Linked DNA regions of Mus musculus: regions 1 and 2 are each linked to region 3. The links are chromatin loops, found by intact Hi-C in ENCODE. Cell type or tissue: heart. All regions are shown on one strand. Region 1 has its middle 11 kb from the start of Sypl2. Region 2 has its middle 5.1 kb from the start of Psma5. Region 3 has its middle 9.9 kb from the start of Gm40122.

Region 1 (8,000 bases), 72 kb before region 3:
ACTGGTGAATTCTTTCCAACATATACCCTGCTTTTAGAAAGACATAAAAGACATATTCACACTTTGTGATGCTTGTATATTACTCTGTGCTCCACAGCTCCCATTCCCAAGCATCTTTTATTGAGCACATCTATGGTCAGCACTTAATTATGGTAAGCACTTTTAGAATCATTGGCGAACATGGGTCTTAGGGAGGGATGGGAGGAGGATCTTGTTTGCAGAAGTAGATACATAAATGCAATGGGGTAAGTGCTAATAAAGATATATATAAAGCACTATGACAGATGGAGATGAAATCCAGGGGAGGGAAGGCTTTGCAGGGTGGAGGAGGGACAGAATGGACGACAATATGTCTTGTGGCACAGGCATTAAAAATCTGGAAAATAGATGTTTCTTTAAGTTTTTTGTCCTCCACCTTTGCCCCTTACTCCTAACCATTAAAAAATTTTTTTTTAAACTTTCAAAAATCTGTCCTTAGTTTCCATGTTTTATACATTCTCTCTAAATGGTTTAATCCATTCGCATGTAGGCTTTGTCTTGTGCAGAACCTATGCTTGCAACCTCTCCCTGTCTGCGGAGCATGCACCTGCTTGAGGACTTCTCTTTCACACTGGCCCTCCTCTCACATCAGCAGCATTTCCTCCCTCCTTGCTCAAGCCCTCCCTCCCTTGGTGGCCTGCGACCGACCGACCGCTGTGCCAGTTTGCACAGGGTGGTTTCTCTGCTTCCCTTCACATAGTGAATGCCTCCCTTCCTTTCTGCTGTGTTGATTGTTCTCGTCCAGGTCACAAGTTGTCTTCATGCTGTCTACCCCGTTCTCACTTTCTTGACATAAACAACAGCTGGTGTGATGGCCACGTCTTTCTTAAACGACCTCCTTGTCTTTGTCCTTTGATTTTCTCCTCATCTTACTAGCCATTCTTTCCCAAATTCTTCATTAGATCCCGACTTTTCCCTTAACTTTTTTTTTTTTTTTTTTTTTTTTTTTTTTTTTTTTTTTGGTTTTTCGAGACAGGGTTTCTCTGTGTAGCCCTGGCTGTCCTGGAACTCACTTTGTAGACCAGGCTGGCCTCGAACTCAGAAATCCGCCTGCCTCTGCCTCCCAAGTGCTGGGATTAAAGGCGTGCGCCACCACGCCCGGCTTTCCCTTAACTTTTAAGAATTTGGAATGTTCTAGTCTTCTGCTCTTGAACTAACACTTATTTTTTTAAAGCTTTATTTATGTGTACTTATGTGTGTGTGATGATTGTTTGCACCACACATGTGCTTGGTGGTTGTGGAGGTCCAAAGAGAGCATCAGATGCCCTGGAACTGGAGTTACAGATGATCGTGAGCCTCAAGTTCCATGCTGAGAACTGAACCTGGGTTCTCTGCAAAAGCAGCCAGTACTTTTAATCAATGAGCCATTCATCTCTCCAGCCCAATACTTAATTTTTATGTTTATTTTCCAGAAAAATATCATTTATAGGTGATTGAGAGATGATGCAGTAGTTAAGAGTACGCTCTCGCAGAAGATCCGTTTGGTTCTAGGACCCCTGTCCAGCGACTTATAATGTCCTGAAGCTCCAGCTCCGAGGGATCCAGTGTCGTCTTCTTGACTTCTGGGTCACCTGCCCCCACGTGTGTGTGGCCACACACAGAGACATACAAATACACACGATTAAAAATAGCAACAAACCGCTCCGCCGCGGTCCGAGGGCGCCGTGACGTGTGCTCTACGCGCTGCGCGCTGCTGAGGGCTGTGTCTGGTACCCGCTGCCATGCCCAAGTGGAGCTGCCCGTTTGCAGACGCAGCCCCGCTCCAACTCAAAGGCCACGTGGGCCTGAAAATGCTGAGCCACGGTGTGTTCGCCGAGCGCTACTCACACGAGGTCTTCGAAAGAACCAAGCAGCTCCTTTTCCAAGGGGTTCGGGCCTATAGAGATCACATATCGAGCGAAGATTTGTTCCGTGAACCACCTGCGGGAGTCACTGAAGTCTGGTGTGGTGGGAGCCCCTCAAACTGCGAGAGGACAGATGTTGATTGGATCTGATAGCCGACTGACACGGTGCCAAGCTCAGGCCTCAGAAGGTGGCCTTCCCAGGACAGCGCCCATCGCTTGTTCGTCATGCATAAGATCTGTGGATGGGAAGGCGGTCTGCAGCCAGTGTGAGCGGGCCCTGTGTGGGCAGTGTGTATACACCTGCTGGGGCTGCAGTGCTTTGGCCTGTGTGCTGTGTGGCCTTGCAGACTATGCTGATGATGGTGAGAAGCCTGAGGTGGCCACAGATAGCACAAGATGTTCACACTAAAGAGAGAGAAGGTGGCTTTTTATATGTTATGTTTTATACCCAGTAACAAGTGAATAAACCTCTTTATATTTGCACAAGGAAAAAAAATAGCAACAAACCAAGAGTGGTAGTATATGCCCTTAGTGCCAGCACTTGGGAGGCAGAGACAGGTAGATATCTGTGAGTTCAAGGCCAGCCTGATATACATAGAAAGTTCCAGACTAGCCAGGGCTATATACATGTATACCCATCTCAAAAATAAATCAATGAAAATAAGGTAGGTGTGGTGGCACATAGTTTTAATTCTGGTACTTAAGAGGCAGAGGCAGGTGGATTTCTGCAAGTATGAGGCCACCTTGCATACAAAGTGATTTTTAAAAGGCTATCTGGGACTGCACATTGAGACCCTGCCTAACAGAGAATCATTTATATGTCATTGATTCTAAGAGTGTGTGTCTCCAACCTCAGCCTTTCCCTTGAAACTCCACTCATCTTTACTATTCATGGTCATCCTGAGCATATCAAACTCAAGATTTCCAAGACTGAATTTTGGGGTCTAGAGGGATGGCTCAGCAGTTGAGAGCTCTTGTTGCTTTTGCAGAGGAAAGACACCCAACACCTACATTCGGTGGTTCCTACCTTCCTGTAACTCCAGCTCCAGGGGATCCAAATGTTCTTTTCTCTCACAGGAAGCAGAGACAGATGGAGCTGGTGCTGGCTTCCTTAGGCATCTGCATGTAGGTGCACACACACGTACACCCACAAAAATATATATAAATAAATAACGTATTCTTAAACCCTGAGCTCCGATCTCCTGCTGCTCAAACCTTCTTCCCTTGCTCATCTCTTACCTCAGTGATGGTGATGCTCACTAGTCATTGTGAAGTTGACTGGATTTAGAAAGGCCTGGGAGACACCCTCATGGTAAGTCTGAAAGGAAAGGCGGCTGAGCAGTAACCGTCATCTGTCTTTGTTTCCTGGCGATGGACACAAGGTGAATAGCCACCTCATGCTCCTGACACCATGCTACAGCTGCTCTTGTCTCTATTCCTACTGCCCTCATCATGAGTCCAACCTGAGCCATAACATCCCTTCAGTTAGGTTTCTTATTTTAAAGAAAAGGTGTGTGTGCGCGCATGCATGCGAAGGTGGGTGCACTCACCTGTGTAGACGTGTGTAAAGCCAGAATATCTTCTTTTTGTTTAAGAAATAGTTTTTGGGGGCTGGTGAGATGGCTCAGTGGGTAAGAGCACCCGACTGCTCTTCCCGAAGGTCCGGAGTTCAAATCCCAGCAACCACATGGTGGCTCACAACCATCCGTAACAAAATCTGACTCCCTCTTCTGGAGTGTCTGAAGACAGCGACAGTGTACTTATATATAATAATAATAAAAAAAAGAAATAATTTTTGTTTTTGTTTTTAAGATTTATTTTACAAATGAGTATGCTACCTGCATGTACAACTGCATGCCAGAAGAGGGCACTGGAAGTGGGAATTGAATGCTGGGAACTGAACTCAGGACCTCTGAAAGAGCAGCCAGTGCTCTTGCCGCTGAGCCATCTCTCCAGTCTCTCAGAATGCCATTGTTGTTGGTTGTCGTCCTTCTTCTCCTTCTTCCTCCTCTTCCTCTTTCCCTCCTCCTCCCCCTTGCACCCTGCTCCCTTCTTCTTCTAGATTTATTTATTATGTATACAGCATTCTGCCTGCATGTATGCCTCCAGACCAGAAGAGGGCACCAAATCTCACTACAGATGGTTATGAGCCACCATGTGGTTGCTGGGAATTGAACTCAGGACTTCTAGAATAGCAGCCAGTGCTCTTAACCTTTCCAGCCCCAGAACTCTCCACATTCTCCTCTCTCTCTCTCTCTCTCTCTCTCTCTCTCTCTCTCTCTCTCTCTCTCTCTCTCTCTCTGTTTTTTGCTTGTTTGTTTGTTTTAGACAGTGCCTTTCACTGAAGTTTGCCATTTTTTTTCCTGGACTGGCTGGCCAGAGGCCCCTCAGGAATTTCCTGTCTACTTTCAGGTCTGGAGGTATAGACATGAACCATTGCACCTGCCTTATAGGTGGGTTCTAGAATTCTAAACTAAAGCCTTTGCCTTTTACAGCAGGCTCTTTATCCACTGAGCTGTCTTCTATAGCCTTTCTTTCTCACTGGAAACCTTCTCTACCATTCATCCAGGATAGTCTGTCTACAGGACACACAGAGGTGCCATTCCTCTGTTCAAACTTTTTCTAATGGTTTGCATCACAGTTTGTCTCAGGTTCCTACTGTTATGATAAAACATCATGAGCAAAAGCAACTTGGGGAGGAAAGGGTTTCTTTTAGCTTATAGTTGTAGTCTATCATGGAGGGAAGACCAGGCAAGAATTGAAGCAGAAGCCATGCAGGAGTGCTGGCTTGCTCTCCAACATCAATCATTATTATTTTCTCAGTTGAAGTTCACTCTTCTCAGATGACCCCAGACTATGTCAAATTGACAAAAAAACAAAACAAAACAAAACAAAACAAACAAACAAAACAAAAAGCAAAGCAAACAACAAAACACTAGCCAGCACACACTTCCATGACCCAGCCTCTTGCTATGTTATGACTTTCTCTCCTGGTCTCTGGGCTTCAGTTCCCATGGTTTTACTTGTTCTCAGCCACAGGGCAGGCTCATTGCTGGATCTCTGTACTGACTCTTCACTCTGCCGGGAGGACCCTTCCTCCCAATATCCACACTGCTCATTTCCTCACCTCATTTAAGTCTCTACTGAAGTGTCACTTTCTCTTGTCAAATCATCCTATCGAAAATAACTTCCATTTGCTATACTTCTACTTTGCTCTATATAATTTTGTTTGGTTCTTGAGTTAAGGTCTTGTTATGTAGCCCAGACTGGCCTAGGACTTGCCAAGTAGCTCAGTCTGGCTTTGAACTCATGATCCTCCTTCCTTGCACCCCAGCATTTTCCGCTCTATTTCTAACTTCATAACAGCATGGGCTTACCTTACATATGCACTTACTGGATACAGGATGTGACTACTAGAAGTGAGCTGCACATAACTAAGCTCTGCTTGCTCTACCTCTCAAATTTTTCTTAGCCATCTCCTCTCCATTCCCACAATCTCCACCTCAGCTCAGTTATGATCACTTCCTTGGACTACTTTGGTGCTCTATCCCTGAACCCCCACCACTGCTGCAATTTAATAGCATTCTGACTGATGTCTGTTTATATTTGTTCTTTACATAAAATTGTTTTGTGAGGGACCCCTGTCTTTGCATGTTATGCAAAAAGAGACCTCTCTTTCCACAGTATGCAAACCATTTCTAACGGAATCATCTATTGTCTTAGTTAGGGTTTCTATTGCTGTGAAGAGACACCATGACTATGACAACTCTTAAAAAGGACAACATTTAACTGGGGCTGGCTTACAGTTTCTGAGGTTTAGTCCATTATCATCATGGCAGGAGCATGGCGGTATGCAGGCAAACATATTACTGGAGAAGGAGCTGAGAGTTCTACTTCCACAGGCATCAAAGAAGAAAGATTGCCACACTGGTGGCTTGAGCATTTGAACTCTCAAAGCCCACCCCCAGTGACACACTTCCTCTAACAAGGCCACACCTCCTAACAGTGCCACTCCCTCTGAGGCTAAGGGGCCATTTTCTTTTTTCCTTTTCCTTTTTTCTTTTGGTTTTTCGAGACAGGGTTTCTCTGTGTAGCCCTGGCTGTCCTGGAACTCATTCTGTAGACGAGACTGGCCTCAAACTCAGAAATCCGCCTGCTTCTACCTCCCAAGTGCTGGGATTAAAGGCGTGTGCCACCACTGCTCGGCTATGGGGCCATTTTCTTTCCAATCACCACAGTCATTCATCACCTCCTTCCTCTATTCTCCAGGGATGCCCAGAGTTTGTATCTCTTCTGTTTCTTGCCTCTCTCCTGGGACATGCTCCTGCCTCTACTTCTGTTCCCTTTCCTGGCTCACAGAAATATAAATATTTTCCCCCTCTGGTGATACTTCTATTGCAGTTTTCATACTGTACTAATTTTTTTTTTCCAGGGGAGAGGTTACAAATATATGAATTCCTGAAGAGGAGAAGCCTTCTCTATACTCACAGAGCAGCTCTTGTTCCATAGTTAAGTGGAGATAGGAAAATGGTACTGAGCATTCAAAGAATAAGGAGTTGTACAGATGGATGCTGTGAGGCAGGCACAGGGGAGCTCGACACGATGGGGAAGTAGAGAGGTCAGTTGTGTCTGTAGCCTGGTAAACCCAAGGGGAAACCACAGAATGAACTGGAAAGACTGGGTTGAAATCTCAGGAGTCTTGTTGAAAGATTTTTTTTATGTAAGATAATATCAAGATAACAATTCCTTTAAAATGTCATTATCAGATAAGTCAGGAGCAGGGATAGAGTGGTGGCTCCAAAGTGAAGAGCACTGGCTTCTCTTACAGGTGACCTGGGTGGGGTTTTCAGCACATATGGGAACTCACAACCATCTGTAACCCCAGTTCCAGGGAACCGGCATGCATGGTCACTGGGCACACACAATGCACACATGCACAGACGTACATACAGGGAAAGCATCCACACACACATTTTTTAAAAATATCATGTTTTTGGTGTGGTGGTATACATCAGTAAGTAAACACAAGAGGATCCGGTGTGCAAGGTCCTCTTCAGCTACCTATCCAACTGAGCCACAGGAGACTATCCCAACCCAACAAAACAGACAGGCAGGTGGTCCTCATGGGTTTTGTGACTTGAACATGGGAATCTCAGCAGGTGGGAGGCTGAGATGAGAGAATGCCATGAGGCCTTACATAGCAAGTTCTTAGGCCAACCAGGTAAGGCTCTGTCTCAAAGCACACACTACACAGGGCCAGCAAGGTGGCTCAGCAGATAAAGGCTCTTGCCAAGAAGCCCGACCACCTGACTTGGGTGCCTGGTAATTATACAGTGGGAGGAGAAAAACAACTCCACAAAGTTTTTCTCTGACCTCCAAATACATACCTATCATATACATGTCCCCACAAATATAAATATATATGAATAAAATTTAATGAATAAATAATAAATAAAGTAAAATATACATAAATGTAAAATTAAATTCACACTAATCACGATGGCTAATATGTAAAAAAGGACTAAAGGGATATAAGAATGACTGGGGAGCCCAGATGGCCGTTACTGTAGTAGTCCCAATAAGAGGTAATAATATACAAGACCCTAGGTTTGATCTCTAGGTAAATCGAGTGTATCCAGGGCTGTGGATATAGCTCAGAGATAGATTACTAGTCCTGGGTTCATCCCTCAACACTGTGCAGGGAACAGCAGGTAAAGATATAAGCCAAGACTGATATGGGCCACTGAGGAGGGTATCCTGGGAAATGAGGCCAGCACAGAGAAAAGCCAAGTGGAAAGAGAAAGACAAAAATAGAGAGGCAGAGAAATAGGCAGAGAGCCACACAGAGACAGAGAATCGGGATCTGATGGTGTAATTTGAGCTCTTAGACACAGCCATGATGAAGACGCTTGGATTCTTCAGTTATACGAGGCAATGCATCGCTTTCTTGGCTGAAGCTTGTTTAAGTTGAGAGTCCGCATTGACAGAACTTCGATGAGTTCACTTGGTGTTTTGATGCAAGCAGCTTTGAGGCTGCCATAGGAGAGAGGGAGGGGGAGGAATGAGAATCCGCATGCAGTAACTTCACTGACTTTTTAAAAAATGTTACAAAGTCTG
Region 2 (8,000 bases), 86 kb before region 3:
TGGTGGCTGGAGAGATAGCTTAGCACCTGATTCCCTTCTAGATGCCCACATTTGGTTCTCAGCGTCCTAGTCAGGCTGCACATAACTACCCTTTATTCTAGCTCTAGGGGATCCACTGCCTTTTTCTGCTCTCTGCTGGCCCCTATATATGTGTCACACATAACACACACACACAAACACACACACACACACACACACACATTGAAAAGTCTTTTTAAAAATACCATTCTGGGTTGGGTGTGATAGTTCCTTTAATCCCAGCACTCAGGAGGCAGGGAATCTCTAAGTTCAAGACCAGCCTGGTATACCAAGTGAGTTCCAGGCTAGCCAGGGCTATGTAGAGAGACCCTGTCTCAAAAGTAATATTTTTAAACATCATTTTTTATAATGTAAATGTAAGCAACTACTGTTTGTCAATTATACCTTCATGAAGGAGAAGGAATAGGAGGGAGGGAGAGGCCGTGTAATGAGCCATATTTGTCTGAAAGGGAAAGCTAGTTCTCTGTTTTGCTTTTAGTGAAAGTACTTACTTTTAGCCTACTCCGCCTTGAAACCATGTAGCTTAGGTTGTCCTAGAACTCCAGGCCATTTTCCTGTCTCAGCCTCCCAAATTCTGGGGTTATAGGTAGGCAACACCAAATGTAACTCTAGCTGATTGTGGGTTAAAAAAAAAAAAAGGAAAGCTTATTTTCTTTCAACCTCTGAGTTCAGTGAGAGACTGTATATCAAAAAAATAAAGTGGGAGGTAATCGAGGAGGACAGGGATGTCACAGAAGCTGTATGTGCTCTCACACACATAGTCACATCGTTTTTCTACTGTAGCACATCACAGAATGTCTTGCCTATAATTCAATAAATGACTCCCTCGTGGACAGTTGAGCCAGATGTCCTTCCCAGGAAAGTAATGAAGGAGCCAGAAGAAGGTAGATGGAATGGGAAAGGTTCTCATTGATGAGTAACAGAAAAGCCGAGGGTCAAGTCTGGATCCTGGGTCCTGAACCATGGGTCTCCAGGTCTGAATGTTGTATGGAGTGATGGTATATATGTGAATCCAAGGAAGGCCTGGCAAAATAACTTTTACGATGTAGAAGTTTGGTTTGTATCCTTACTTTCTTATTGGCTAAAACCTACAGTCACGGAGACCAGGAATATGATGGTCTGGTGGTAAAAGGCACCTACCACCGTCCTGACAATCTGAGTTCCATCCCCAGGACCTACATGGTTAAAGGAGAGAACCAACTCTTGCAGATTTTCCTCTGACCTCTACACACACTTCCTTGTCTACTTGACACAGCCTATAGTCTCCAGGGAAGACGACCCTCCGCTGAAGAATTGTCTAAATCAAACTGGCCCATAGCTATGTCTGTAGAACACTATGTAATAGAGCTGGCCAAGCTTGAGCTTGAGAGTGAGCGAGCCAGCAAGCTGCATTCTTCATATGATTCTGCTTCTACTTGCTTAAGTTTCTGTCCTGACTTCTCTCAGTGATCGATTATTACCTGGAAGTATAAACCAAATAAACCCTTTCTTCCCCAAGTTGCCTTTTTAATGATGGTTCTTAAACGCTATAACCTCCCTTTTAGCCCACCACCCACAGAGGTAGTGTGAAAGAAAGGATATGGGGGAAGTGGATCTGTTTAGAAAGGTCCTGTGGAGCGATTCCCATCTGTGTTGTCTGGAAATCAGCAGTTCAGTTCACAGATTAGCAGCGGCAGCTCAATACACTTGAAAACACTTGAGGGATACACCAGCAGTCCAGTTCAGTAGAGTCAGGATAGCAAACACAAATCAGTAGCGGTGGCACTACTTATTAGGAACAGCGAAACCTCAGCACAAGGCAGCAGGAAGGACCCTGAGGGACACCAGGAGAAGTTCAGCCTCCTTCACTGTCCATCAAGTCCTATTTATATCCCTCTAAACATCAGGTGTCCTCCTTGGTCTTGCCTCAGCACTTGCATCTGTCTCAGCTGACATCACTGCCAATCAGCCCAAGTCTGAGGAAACTCGGCAAGAAACTGCAGCACACCACCAGAAGTTTTTTGGTGTATTTTCTTTCTATGGAGTTCTGACAAATGCAGCTCAACCACACAATGTAAGGCAGACCAATACATGTATGGTGTTAGCAAAGAATCCTTCCTCACGTGTCCTTTCACATGCTTGCTTTAGCAAAACATCCTTTTCCCTGTGTCTGCTTCAGCTAAATGTTTCCTTCACATGTTTGCCCCAGCAAAACACCATCCATTGACTTTCCAAAGAACCTTTAAGTTCCCACTTGAAGATACAGTCTAAGATCTACACTGTTACAGTAAAGCATGGCACTGTTCCAAGTACAGACTAGAAGCCTTGTCATTCCACTGAAAGTACATACTTTTCTGAAGCTGATTGCTCAGTAAATATTAGAGAAAAACCAGTTATTTGTTAACAACACAGGATCACTTGGTGTCAGATATTTCTGGGCAAAATGCAGGAAACATGGAGGGATTTTTTAAAGTGATTTCAAATCAATTGAAATCTCTTTGCTCTTCTTAAATATTATGTTCTGCAAATCCATCTGTCCACATTTATCTCTAGCTACGATTTGTTATTTACATAATAAGACATTTTAAATTTGGCTGCCTCCCTATATGAGAATTTTTTTTAACCTCAATCATTTTGTAGGAATATTTAAAAATAACTGCTTTAATGCAAGGACATTGGGAGTTTTATTTAGCTTTGATTATTGCAAATTTCTTCAGAAATAGTCATTGACACTCCTCGATGATGACTGAGTGTAGCAGGAGAACTCACACAAACTTGTGGCTCCATGATTTTGAGGTCATTGGCTGAAGACAAACCACCATTGCTTCTTTCATACAAATCAGACTTGGATCATGGTCTGCAGGATCTTGCATTTTCTGTTCTCTTCCCTTTACCTTGAACATATATTCTCCACAGTATATGTAAGAGGAGTTGTTATGAACTGAACTGAGTCCTCCAAATTTAACCCTAGCCTTCAGTGCCTCAGATGTGGTTGTTTTTTGATATAGAGCTTTTAAAACAGCCTGTCTGACTAAGATCAGTGTTTGTGTGGTTTGTGGGGTGACTCCTGAACCCCAACAATAATAAAAATGGCCATCTTACTAAAAGCAATCTACAAAGTCAATGGAATTCCCATTAGAATTCCAACACAATTTTTTACAGACCTTGAAAGAACAATGCTCAATTTCATATGGAGACACAAAAATCCCAGGATAGCTAAAGCAGTCCTGCACAATAAAAGAACTTCTGGAGATATCACCATCCCTCATTTCAAATTGTACTACAGAGCAATGGTAATAAAAACTGCATGGTATTTGCATAAAAATAGCCAGATTGACCAATGGGATCAAATCAAAGACCCAGAAATAATTCCACACACCTACAGACACTTGATTTTTTGACAAAGAAGCCAACTATACGATGGACAAAAAGCATCTTCAACAAATGGTGCTGGTATAACTGGATGTCTTCACATAGAAAAATGCATAGATCCTTGTTATCATCTTGTACAAAACTCAAGCCCAAGTGGATAAAAGACCTCAACATAAAACCAGAAACACTGAATCTCATAAAGGAGAAAGTGGGAGATAGCTTTGAATGCATTGGCACACAAAACAACTTCCTGAACAGAACATCTACAGCTCAGACATGAAGAGCAACAATTAATAAATGAGACCTCATGAAACTAAAAAGCTTCTGTAAGGTAAAGGACATTGTCAATAAACAAACAAAAATGGCAGCCTGTGGGATGGTTTTATGTTGAGGCGAATGAGAAAGGTACTGGGAGGAAGGGGTGGGGAACTATGATTGAGATGTAAATAAGTAAATTAATAAAAAAAAAATTTAAGTTGAATGTCTGTTTTTCTCCTGCTGGGTAAAGGGGACACCATGCTAAGCAGCATTGGAAGATAAGTGGTCCCTAGCACAAGTAACTCACTTGGAGAATATTCCAGTAGAGGGAAAGCCCTTGTAAGTATATTCCAGGAATGTGAAATACATTGGCAGGTATAAGGACAGTGGGGTTGTCTGGCTACTGCTAACCAGGCTCTGAAGAGGAGTAATGGAAAAACTAATCTCCTTTGGTGAATGACCAAGTTTGAAGGACTGAGGAACTCTTCCTATTAAATTATTTCTCCACTTTCCATCTCGAGTGCAGCCCCTCTCCCTGTACCCCCTTCACAGGACCCCTCCAACTACCCCTCCTCTTCACCTTTGAAAAGGGGAATGCACCCCCTATGCCCCACCCCTGATACCAACCCACCCTGGCACCTCAAGCCACTGCAGGACAAGGCACATCCTCTCCCACTGAAGCCACACAAGGCAGCCCAGTTCAGGAAACAGGATCCACAAGCAGACAACAGAGTCAGGGTAGCCCCCTACCCCCCACTCCAGTTGGTCATAAAGATCAAGCTACACATCTGTTCCATATATGAGGGGGGTCTAGCTCCAGCCCCTGTATGCACTCTTTGGTTGGTGGTTCAGTCTCTGGGAGCCCACAAGGGGTTAGTTGACTGTTGGTCTTCCTTTAGAGTCCCTACTCCCTCCAGGTTACTGAGAAACTCTTAAGTAGCTCTTAAGGATAAAAGAGATTTTATCCTTGTAATTGAAGAGCTTAGACAGATGAGCCTCAGACTCAAGACATGATAGTCACAGAGCTTCAGACATATAATCTGAAGCTAAGGCAGGTTAGACCCCTATTTGAAAAAGCCAGAGACCCTGAAACAATGGCTAGGATGCCTAGGTGAACAACCTTATGGATACTTGCTCTACAGGTCCCTGTATACTTCCAAAGATGGCAGAAATTGTCTGCCTCTCTAAAACAACTGTCGTAAGGATGACTACAGAGTCACTCTCCCACAAATAAAACCACAGGAGTTGTCCCTCCCTCCTCTCCTGGCTGCCAGATTAATAGCCAAACACAAGTAAAACCCAGCTGGGAGCTGATACAGGAGATTTTCTACCAAAGAACTAGGTGAGTTAACTAATGTGCAGAAAACAAGGAAATATTCCAAAATTTTGAGGTCGTTTGATCAAAAAGGCTGGAAATTAAAACTTGACAATCAAGATTCATTGACTTGGGAGCATTTTTTCAGACATAGGATTTAATACCCTAACAAGGGCCAGGGAATGAAAGTCTCTAGTAGATTTGTCATAGAAGCCCAGAGAAATTATGATCAAAGTAGAAATATTTTTGAGTTGCCCCATGTGATGGTTTGTATATGCTCTGCCCAGGGAGTGGCACAATTAGAAGGTATAGCCTTGATGGAGTAGGTGTGTCATTGTGGCTGTGGGCCTAAGGCCTTCATCCTAGCTGCCTGGAAGCAAATACTCTGCTAGCAGTTTTCAGATGAAGATGTAGAACTCTCAGCTCCTCCTGCACCATGACTGCCTGGATGCTGCCATGTACCTGGTTTGATTATAGTGGACTGAACCTCTGAACCTGTAAGCCAGCCCCAATTAAATGTTGTCCTTATAAGAGTTGCCTTGGTCATGGTGTCTATTCACAGCAATGAAACCCTAACTAAGATACCCTAATACTTAACAAAGGAATAAATAGAAACATAGGAGGGTTTGCTGTGCAGGAATTAGTATTTACATAAGACTAGATCATTGTTTTATAGAAGAGTCCAAAAGATACCTATTTATCAAGGCCACTAAAAATGTCCTGGTAAGAGGAACATCAGTATCACTAAGTTCTCTGCTGTCCTAGGCCAGTAACTGGGGAACCCCTGACAGAGCTGGAACCCATGCATAATTATGGGAGTGGTGTCACTCCACTGTCCATGTACTGGAGACCAGATGGTACTGTTCACTCACCAGATTCTATGAGATCCAGTTCCCTGAAAGACCAGCAAGATCTGGCCAGAGAAACAAAGTAGAAATGTCCAAGTTATCCTACTGTCTATTAGAGATTCATCCCCACTTTGGCCATATATTCCAGGAGTGTTTATACGGAAGGCATCAGAGGTGTGAAAAGATGAACTTCGAAATTTGTGGTGCCTACTGTTGTGTGTGACTGGGCCATTGAGTTCCCAGATATACAATCAAATACTATTCGAGGAGTGTCAGTGAGGGTGTTTCTGAATAAGATTAACATCTGAATTGGTAGACCCAGTACCGTACTTTGCCTTCCCTCTGTGATGAACCTCCCCACCACCCCCATCAGTAGAAAACCTGACTAGAACAAAAAGGCTGATAAGAGGGAGCCATGACCTGGCTGCTTAAGGTGAGAATCTGCCTTTAGGTTTGAACTGAAACATCAGCTCTTCTTGATTCTCAGGATTTCCCGCTTTCAGACTCAGACTTAAGCCATTGATCCTCCCAGTTCTTGTTTTTAGACAGGAGTCAATTAGACACTGCTTCTCTTGGGTCTCAATCTTGTGGACTACAGCTTTAAGGGTTTGTCAGCTCCTGTGACCCATGTTGTGATCTGCTGGCCGGACACAACAATATGAGGCAATTATTTCCTCATCCTCTATCTTTTCCTCTCCTTCTCCTTTTATCTCTTGAGGGGCTGTCTTGGTAGGCAGGCACAAAGACAGGAAAGAGGCCCGAAGTAGATTAATGTATGCTTCACTAAACATTTAAGATGGCCAACATCTGGGTTAACCTCTCATAGGCATTTGTTAGAGTAATGAAAACTTAGTGACGTTGGAATACCTCTGGGCCCTAGTATGGCATTACTCCTCATGAAGATCACCTGGCCATATTACTGACCAGTTGACTATAGTGGGTTGCCTTTTATTCTGGAGGGGACAGTGGTCCCTTCTCACAGTGGTACACCTGTTCTGAGTATTGATTCTCTTTTCCTACTCACAGATCTTCGAAGAACTGTTGCTGTAACTCTTGGTATATTTGGAACTTATGGCATACACAATCCACAAGCATACGATACTGTGAAGCAGATTTTTGCTTTAGAATAAAAAAGCTGTGATACAAGAGTTGGGCCCATGGAATCCACTGATAGTGCTACACGATGCAGGAGCCTTGCCTCATAGTGAGCTAGAGTGATTTTATTATGGTCAAAGTGAAGGGCTGCTCAGAGGTAACTCTGAAAGAATTTGGGATGTGTAATACATATTATGATCCCACTGAGACATGGAGACATGCCTGCTGACCAAAGACTGGACTTACCTTTCCTAACAGTGACCCACTATTTTCAATATCTCAAATCTGGGATTGGCAGGACCAGTCCTCCTCCTAATTAGGAAACACGGCAAGTATCCAGTTGAGCTACAAGCAGTGAGTGCTTGTTCCCAGTGCTGGGCCATTCTAAACTTCTTAAGTCCAGAGACCAGTTAGTAAAAAGAGGCACCAGTATCACAACAGAAGTAATTGACTCTGAGCAGTATGAGCACATAGGCCTGCTCAAAGCCCAGGTGATACATTGAAAGGCCTCCAATTATTCCTATGGCCCATTGTAACTTAGGGAACACGTAGAAAAAAATCTGAGCAGAGAAGATTGGATTTGTTAAGATTTGGATCATATCACCACCTACTTCATCAAGACCTGCTGAGGTGATACTAAGGATGAGGGGAATCTAGGGTGGGTCACACATGTTGGGCAGTGGTGGCACATGCCTTCAATCCCAGCATTTGGTAGGCAGAAGCAGGAGGATCTCTGTGAGTTCAAGGCCAACCTGGTCTTTAGTACAACTAGGGCTATACAGAGAAACCCTGTCTCTAAAAACCAAACCAAAACAAACAACAACAACAAAAATCAACCAAAAAACCAAAAACCAAACAAACAAAAAAACTCAAAAAAAAAGAAAGAAGGAAAAGAGAGAGAGAGAGAAAGAAAAAAGAAAGAAGGAAAAAGAAAGAAAGAGAGAGAAAGAAAGAGAGAGAGAGAGAGAGAGAGAGAGAGAGAGAGAGAGAGAGAGAGAGAAAGAAGGGCGGGCCACAGACAGAAGAACAGTTGTGTCCTCTGAGATCAATTGTTATAGTTAATACTTTGCCAACTTTGCTCTAGAAGTTTCCGT
Region 3 (8,000 bases):
ATTAACATAAAAATATATGTGGCAGAACTCTGTGAGCCATGAAATGTGGCAGCAGGCATATCACAGAGTACTTTGTTTCTCTCAGGAAGCTACAGCCAGTGAGTGCTGCGCTGCCCCTCCCCCCAGGCCTCTCAGCTTCTCACCCGGGGACTCTCCTTGTGGTCACTCTCATGGGGATGGTCTCTCTTATGGATGGAAAACTAAGGCCACCTGGCCACCAGAAAGAGGTGGCTGTTGGTACAGCCACCAGAGCTTGGCAATGGTGCGTATATTTGTGTTCATGTGTGCAGCTGTGTAAGTGCACATGTCTTGGTTTCTGATGCTCTCTGTGTAAGCAGAGATGCTGTGGGGACTGACGGATGTCGTTACAGATTCATAAACATCTGCTTGAGTGGCCTGGGTAGTCCCTTCTAGAAGAAAAGCCCTCTGCTTTTGTCCCGTGTGACGGAAATCCTCGGGCACACAGTGTTGTATACGATCCAGCTACTCTGACAGCTAAGGAAGCAGGGTTCTAATGCTGCCTCCCACCCACTGGCAGACAGAATGAAAATCACTGCTGAGGTCTGAACCCTTGTAAAAGCCTTTCCCCCACATTCCTTCATGTAAGCCTCAAGGCCGTGGTGGCGGACTTCTTACACATCAGAACTTGCCCTGATCTGGCCTAGGATTTGCCATAGGCCACCAAGGGAACAAACTGGGGACTTTAGCCATGTTCCTCCCCACAGGCATCTTTGTCTCCCTTTGTTCCCCTTCCTGGACCCCTTCTCTGCTTGGAGAGGGGGCTCTCTCTGGTGTCCTTGATTCTCAGCGCTCTGTTTTTCAATCACAAGACTTCCACTGCTAGATCTTAGTCCCTGAAATACCCTGTTCTGGGGCTCCTGCTCCAGCTGCTCCAGCCATCCCTTGCTCCCCAGCCCTCATATTCCAGCTTGAACCACAGGGATTCAACATCTAAGTCCCTGATGCTGAGGCTGTCACTCCTTCCCTCCCTGTTCTGAGTCCAAGAGAAGAAAACAGAGATTAGCATCCTGTGCACACAGGAAACAAAGATGCCAGTGGCCCCAGGAAGCCCCACTTACGTGCTCCCTGCTCCCTGGTCCTGTTGCTATGTCAGCATCTATCTCCTGTAGACAACCCCTTCTCTCCCAATGTTAGAAGGAAGAGCAACCCTGGTTTCTAGTCTATTCCTGTGTGCCTGGCTAGAGGGAGTTTAGCTGAGGTAAAGTTATCCCCAGACTCTGTCTGCCCTGAGCACTGCTTGACTGCAGACAGACAGATGGCTCACCGTCAGACAGAGTGGAGCCCAGTGGTCTCTGCTAAGCCTCTTAGGTAGTCACTGCTCCTTTCCATTACTGAAGTTCATCTGATAGATGACTCTGGTGGTGTAACCAACATGCCCGTGACAGTCCTAGATCTCATCACTGTTCTAAGAGCCCTGAGCAGAGGTTGGGGACTGGGAGCAAGGGTAGGGGTGGGGATGAGGGTAGGGGGTGTTTTCTGATTTGGTGGAGAAGATCTCACCTTGAGCAAAGCCTCTTCCCAGGGACACAGCCTCCTCATCTGTAACACACATTCCCAGTGCCCTTCCCTTCCATGTGCTTCTACTTAGAGCCAAGTACTGGTTTCTAAGGGCTGGAACTCAGCTGGATAGAGTTCAAGTCTAGAATTCAGACCACTGTCTGTCTGTCTGTCTGCCTGTCTGTGCTTCATTCACGACGGACTCTGCAGGGGCTGTCCTAGCAGTCCGGAGAGCAGAGGAGGTTGTATGTAGCTGGCCTCTGTTCACAGGGGCAGAACCGCTGTCTGGCACTGCAGCAGCTGGGGCTCTGAGAGGCCTAGGGACTCTCGCGGTTTCTCATGGCCGTGCTGTGTGGGAAGAAGGGCAAAAGCGAACACTCCTCTCCCACCTCTGCCAGAAACTCGAGGACATGAGCCTGGGAGACCTCAGGGCTCCGTGAAAACTCAATGTGGGATGCTTGCGAGGGGTGGCTGAGGCCCGGAAGGAGCATCTGACAGAAGACGACTCAGGCAGGCACGGCAGAGCTCAACACTCAGCCTCACCATCTCTCACTAAATCAAATGAGAGAGAAGCCCATGATTTTTCAGAGGTTTCCCCCCACCCCCACCCCAGGTTTGACACTTTAAAACTCTGAAAGTAAAGAGTCAGTTTACTAAGCAATTCTGGGCTCCCTCGAACTCCTGGGGTCAGGTAGCTTGCCTCAGGTGTCACCCAGCTGAGCCTCAGGCCAGGGACGGGGTGTGGGGGGCAGGGGAGAGCTGTCATCTCTTCCTTCCATCACCCCTATTCCCTAAGGATCAGAAGAGCTGTCATTTCCCCATCTCACAGGAAACCAAACCCAACTGAGCCCAGGGGCACACTGAAGTGGCCAGGGGCCAAGAGAAGCAGCTGCCTTGGGTGTCATCTTGCTGCAGGAGTGGAGAGGACCTGGACTTTTAAGGTCCCCTTTGAGACTGGGTAGGTAATACGAGTCTTTCCCCTCCCATTACCCTGGGAGAGAAGGTTGGAATGGTCCCCAGAACTGGGCCAGCACTGGCCCCAAAGTGTGTCTATCTCACTCACCAAGCTCCCAGATGGTTAGAGCTGGGTTTCCACGTGTGAACTCGAAGCTTGTGCGCAGGAGGCAGCCTTTGAGAGAAACACAGCCCAGAGAGCCAGGGGAGGCAGCCACCAAGCTGTTTCCCCCACACACAGACAGGGTATTGATCCTGCTCGCTCACTCCCCCCCCCCCCCCCCCCCCCCGCCTTTTCTCCACTTCATGGCGCAGCTAATGGCCTGGAAAAGACTGGCCAGCTGTTCCCCAGCTGTGACATAATGAGCCCAGGGACGATCAATGCCGTTCCGGTCTCTAATTAGGCCGGGAACTGGCTGGGGTGAAAGTGTGGCCTGTTTCCTGAGGGTGCAGCTTCCACTCCAGTCCCCAGCTGCATTTTGCTGGCAGCCACCTGGGCCCCTGCATCTGCACCCTGGAGGAATAGACAGGGCCCTCCAGTGGCCATTGAGAGGGTTTCTGGCCCAGAATTCTGTCTAGGGAGGCAGAAGTAGAGGCTACAGAATCTCTCTCTCTCTCTCTCTCTCTCTCTCTCTCTCTCTCTCTCTCTCTCTCTCTCCCTCCCTCCCTCCCTCCCCTTCTCTCTCTCTCTCTCTCTCTCTCTCTCGTGTGTGTGTGTGTGTGTGTGAGAGAGAGAGAGAGAGAGAGAGAGAGAAAGAGAGAGAGAGAGATGGCTTCCCCTTGCTTGCTGTCATATCCTATTCTCTGCTTGCAGTCACTTGGTGCAGTGGTCTTCAACCCTGGTCCCCGCCAGCTCCATAGGCCTGAGGCTCTGTCGAGGACTCTCCCAGACACAGGTCCCAGATACCCAAGCCAGAGGCTAAAGGCAAGTCTGGCCGCTGGCCCAGCCTCCCTCTGCTATTCCTTCCCTCATCCAGGGAGGCAGGGACCAGCGCTTCAGTGTGCTCAGTGCAGGGGAGGAAGTAAAAGGTGTACATTCAAGCAGAGACAGGAGGAGAGTGGAGAGCTGACCCAAAGCCTGGAGCCAGAGAGGAGGAGGGAGGAAGGAGGGAAACAAAAGAGCCAAATAAGAAAGGCAGAAAAGGCGAGAAAATGGGGCAGTCAGTCCAAAGAACGGGAAGCTTAGGGAAAAGAACCAGGCCACGCCTTGTGCTCTGTGCTCGGAGGGTCAGCCCCCAAGCGTGGGATCAGATGCCCCACTAGGGAAGCTGAGGTGCCACAGAGACTCTCCAGGGGCCTGGTGTGTAATTTCAGGACCAGGAAGAGAATGGTTGGGGTCAGAAGGGCACAAGGCAAGAGCAGGGGTGTGTGGGCGGGGCTGCCTTGAGGGCTGAACAGGCCAGTGAGCTGTGCTCTCTAAGTACTGGGGGAGCTGAGAGCAAAGTCAGAAGAAGAGGAGGGGGTATTTTAGGATCCCCAAGAAGGCTCTGGAGGGAGGGGCCTGGGATTTCTGCAGCCTCTAATTCAGAGCAAGTCAATATGGCCCCGTGGTTTTTAGGGGTAGCCTGGGTTGAAGAGTATACATTGCCAGCCAGCCCTAGCACCATTTGAAACTTCAAACACAAACCGATCAGACCCAATTGATTATGTTTATCCCTTTCTTGGGCCATCCCCGACTCCTGGGCACTCTTTCTGTCTGGCTGTGATTCCAAGAAGAGACCCATTTGGAGAGACCAAAGTGTCCAGTTTCGTTCATCTTCTATCCCACCTGCCCAGGCAGTGAGCCTTTGAAGCGTCAGGGCCACAGATGGAGCCCGCCAGGAGCTACCCAAAGACCATAGCTGTTGGCTCAGATCAAAATGCACACAGGAAACGACATTCCCCGGCCAGCAGTCTCGATTCAACTATTCATCAGAAGCCGAGGCTTACGGAAGCTAACCTGTCCACACAGGGGAGCTGCGGGGACATCAGTTCATCAAACCCGCCACAGCCTTTTCTCTTGGGAGATCTGTCCCTCCTGCCCACCCTTCACAGCCGAGACTGCAGCCATGTGGAAAGGTGCCCAAGAGACCACAAGCCCCCAGGATAAAGAAAGCAGGTGTGGGGTTGGCAAAGAGAAGCTGTGTAGCAAGACACTGCAGTAACTCTTCAGAGCTCTGTGGCCAACACTGCCCTCCTGTGGCTAAAATGTACCAGTGCAGGCGGAGGGCCCTGAAACCTCTCAGATTGGTTGGTTCTCTTTTCCCATCTTGAGCCTTCTTATCCAGGGTCCCCCTGCCTCAGTATGAAGCTGTAGACGCTCTCTAGATTATTCCTAAAAGCCAAACTGTAAGAAAGACAGATTCTACATAGCACTCTTTATCACGCACTCTGAGGGGGCACTCACAAGACATCTCTCAATCCCAAAGGAGCCGATCAGAGTTAACGGTCTCGGAGTGTGGTCAGATGGGCATGAGAGCCAAGTAAGGCATGGTTCTTTCTGATCGTGGGTATTCCAGAAGTACAGGGAGAGAACTAGGACGAACGAAGAGTTGCTAAGGAGAAAGACCATGAGGTGGTGGCCAGCTTGGAGAGGAAAGAATTAGCTTTCCCTTGTGCACACTTGGGCCTGGTTGGGTTGGGCTAACCACAAGACACTTGAACAGTTTTCCCCCAGAGACATAGAGCAGAAGTGGCTCCAAGATGACACCCAGGGCTGGTTTGGTTCTTTCCAGAGGGGAAATCAGCCCAGCTCTTTGTTCATAGGCCAAGGCTAAAGTTGGTCTTCAGTTGGGCATCGGAAGCTGGCCTTGGGTGCCACACCCCCATGGGTCAGCCTGGGCAGCGTTTTAGGACGTCAGGAACCTAAATGGGGGGGTTTCTGGTATCCAAACTGCTCCTCTGTCCCTTTTCATTTCCTCCCCAAAGATCAGACACGCAGCCTGCACACAGTTACCTGGCCTAAGTTCTAAAGACTCCACTGGAAATCAGAGGAGCATTGATCTCCGTGTCTGCTCCCCTCTGGCCTGGCCGGTTCTCTGTGTTCCCTCTGGCCTTCCTTTTCCATCGGTCCTACATCCTAGCTCCTTCATGACATACACACTTTATGCTCCTCTCTCTGGTCTCAAAACACAAGGAAAAGCCAAAGTGTTTAGTTTAGCTCCCTTTTCTCTGGAACTTGTAGGTTCAGTCATATTTAACTGTTGACTCTCAAAGATCACTGGGGATAGACCCTGGTTTCCCTGACCACAACATTTTGCTGTGTTGATGTCCAAGTGTGACCCCTCAGCCAGGCTCACAAGACCCCTGCAACCCCATAGAGCTGCCTGTCTATTCTCCCTTCTATTCTCCCTTCTTTCCTACATGCAAATTATTTTCCTGTCAAGTGAACGACTCAAGATGGACATCTTGATAATTTCTTTTCTTCATCTTCCTTCCTTCCTTCCTTCCTTCCTTCCTTCCTTCCTTCTTCCTTCCTTCTCTGCCTCTCTCTCTCTCTTTCTCTCTCTCTCTCTCTCTCTCTCTCTCTCTCTCTGTGTGTGTGTGTGTTTGTGTGCATGTCCCTGTATCTGTGTGTGAGTGGTCATGATGACTAGGGCATGTGCATATGTCTGTGCACCCATGTGGAGGCCACAGAGCAAGTGTGGGTGTCATCTTTGGAAACGCCTTACATCTCTTTTGAGACAGGGTCTCTCATAAGAACTTACCCTTTAGGCTAGACTAGCTGCTCCAAAAAGCCCTGGGGACCCTGTCTCTGCCTCCCTGTACTAGAGTTGCATGCACCTGCTATCACTATTGCTATCTTTACGTGAATTCTGGGGATCAGGCTCACATCCTCTTGCCTGCACCATAAGCGCTTTAACCCGAGCCATTGTCTCAGATCTTTCCTTTCTTTGAGACAGTCTCAAATGTAGCATAAGCTAACCTTGAATTCATGATCCTCCTGCCTCAGCCTCTTGAGTGCTAAGATTACAAGGGTGTATATCCATTCAGGGTTCCTGATATTTTTTTCCTTTATTGAAAATACGTTTGTTTTTAATACAATTCATCCTGATTACAGTTTCCCTTCCCTCTACTCCTCCCAGTTCATCCCCACATCCCTTCATCTGGTTCTATCCCCTTTCTGTCTCTCATTAGAAAACACTATGTACTATATATATATAATACAATATAATATAATACAATATAATCAAACACATCAGAATAGGACAAAACAAACAAACTAAAGGAATGAGTCCAAGAAAACTCATAAAAAATAGATACAGATGTGGAGACCCACTTACACACTCAGGAATCCCTTAAAAACACCAAACTGGTAGCCACAGAAGATACGCAAAGGACCTGTAGAGTGAGAGGAAGAGACAGAGAGACGGAGAAGTTTAAGAAACAAAAATCTCTGACATTACATTATGGAACAAGGGACCACCAAAGCTGCCGCTGAATTTGTTCTCTGCTGGCCAGTACTGCTGGACACACAGCCAGAGTAGTTTGTTCCCCCAGGGAGACTCCCTTAGAGGAAATTAAATTTTCATTTGCAAGTAATTATCAATTGGAGATAGCCAACCCACACCTGACACTGTTTGGGGGAACCAAGAACCTGAGACTAGATAGCTTAGGGGCCTAAGGTAAAGCCAAGTGCTACTGCTCTATTAAAAGAATGTAGCAAACAACTCCCAGTGACATTTTGCTCTGCTCATAGATCAGTGCCTTACTTAGCCATCATCAGAGAAGGTTATAGGAACAAATTCAGAGACACACAGCCAGACAATATACAGAGAGTGAGGTACCTTGAAATACTCAGCCCGCAACAGAAGTCTCCATCAAATCTCTTCCCTCGGGACTCAGGGAATCCTGGGAGCAGAAAGAATGTAAGAACGAGAGAGGATGGAGGACCCCAAGGAATCAAGATCTACATAACAGAGTCAATGCTCATGTGAACTCAAGGCAGCGAATGAGGCAGCATGCAAAGGTTCTGGGTTTTTTTGTTTTGTTTTTGGTTTTTTGAGACAGGATTTCTCTTTGTAGCCCTGGTGTTGTGGAACTTGCTCTGTGGACCTGGCTGGCTCCAAACTCACAGAAATTCACCTGCCTCTGCCTCCAGAGTGCTGGGACTAAAGGTATGTACCATCATTGCCCAGACTTGATATGTGTGTGTACATATATATGTATGTATTATGCATATGAGTGCTCTATCTGCATATACACCTGCATGCCAGAAGAGGACATCAGAGTCCAGCATAGATGGTTATGAGCCACCATGTAGTTGCTGGGAATTGAACTCAGGACTGCTGGAAGAGCAGAAACCACTGAGCCATCTCTCCAGCCCCCCTGATATGTTTTTGCACTCAGCGTTCTCCATGATTTGCTAAGCCTGTGCCTTTCTCCTGAACCACCAACTCCTCCTCAGCTTCCTTCCATCACTTACAGTCAGCATCACTCCCAGAAGGAGTTTCTAATCTCCTACAGCACAGCATGGCCACTGTGGTCGGAAACTAATGGACTCTTCCAAGAATAACCCACAGAATTGAGCATGGAGATGTAAGGCTGCA

The links. Peaks named below come from ENCODE experiments on the same cell type or tissue, not always from the same donor. Only the 100,000 strongest peaks of a DNase experiment are listed, where the experiment ranks them.
Region 1: a loop joins it to region 3, with 5 times the contacts of the local background. A loop is called at or near these places in 6 of 42 quality-filtered maps.
Region 2: a loop joins it to region 3, with 2.4 times the contacts of the local background. A loop is called at or near these places in 16 of 42 quality-filtered maps.

The regions. Positions count from the first base shown.
Region 1 is chr3:108,233,672-108,241,671 of GRCm38, reverse strand. It overlaps the pseudogene Gm12501. Among named protein-coding and RNA genes, the nearest start is that of Sypl2, 11 kb to the right of the region's middle. In heart, a CTCF peak has its summit at 3,776 (motif pointing right); no DNase peak of the experiment used is centred here; H3K27me3 peaks cover 340 bases.
Region 2 is chr3:108,247,864-108,255,863 of GRCm38, reverse strand. No RefSeq gene overlaps it. Among named protein-coding and RNA genes, the nearest start is that of Psma5, 5.1 kb to the left of the region's middle. In heart, no CTCF peak of the experiment used is centred here; no DNase peak of the experiment used is centred here.
Region 3 is chr3:108,161,551-108,169,550 of GRCm38, reverse strand. No RefSeq gene overlaps it. Among named protein-coding and RNA genes, the nearest start is that of Gm40122, 9.9 kb to the left of the region's middle. In heart, a CTCF peak has its summit at 3,003 (motif pointing left); DNase peaks (open chromatin) are centred at 2,450, 2,920, 3,780, 4,620 and 2 weaker places; H3K4me3 peaks cover 334 bases; H3K27ac peaks cover 785 bases; H3K27me3 peaks cover 1,989 bases.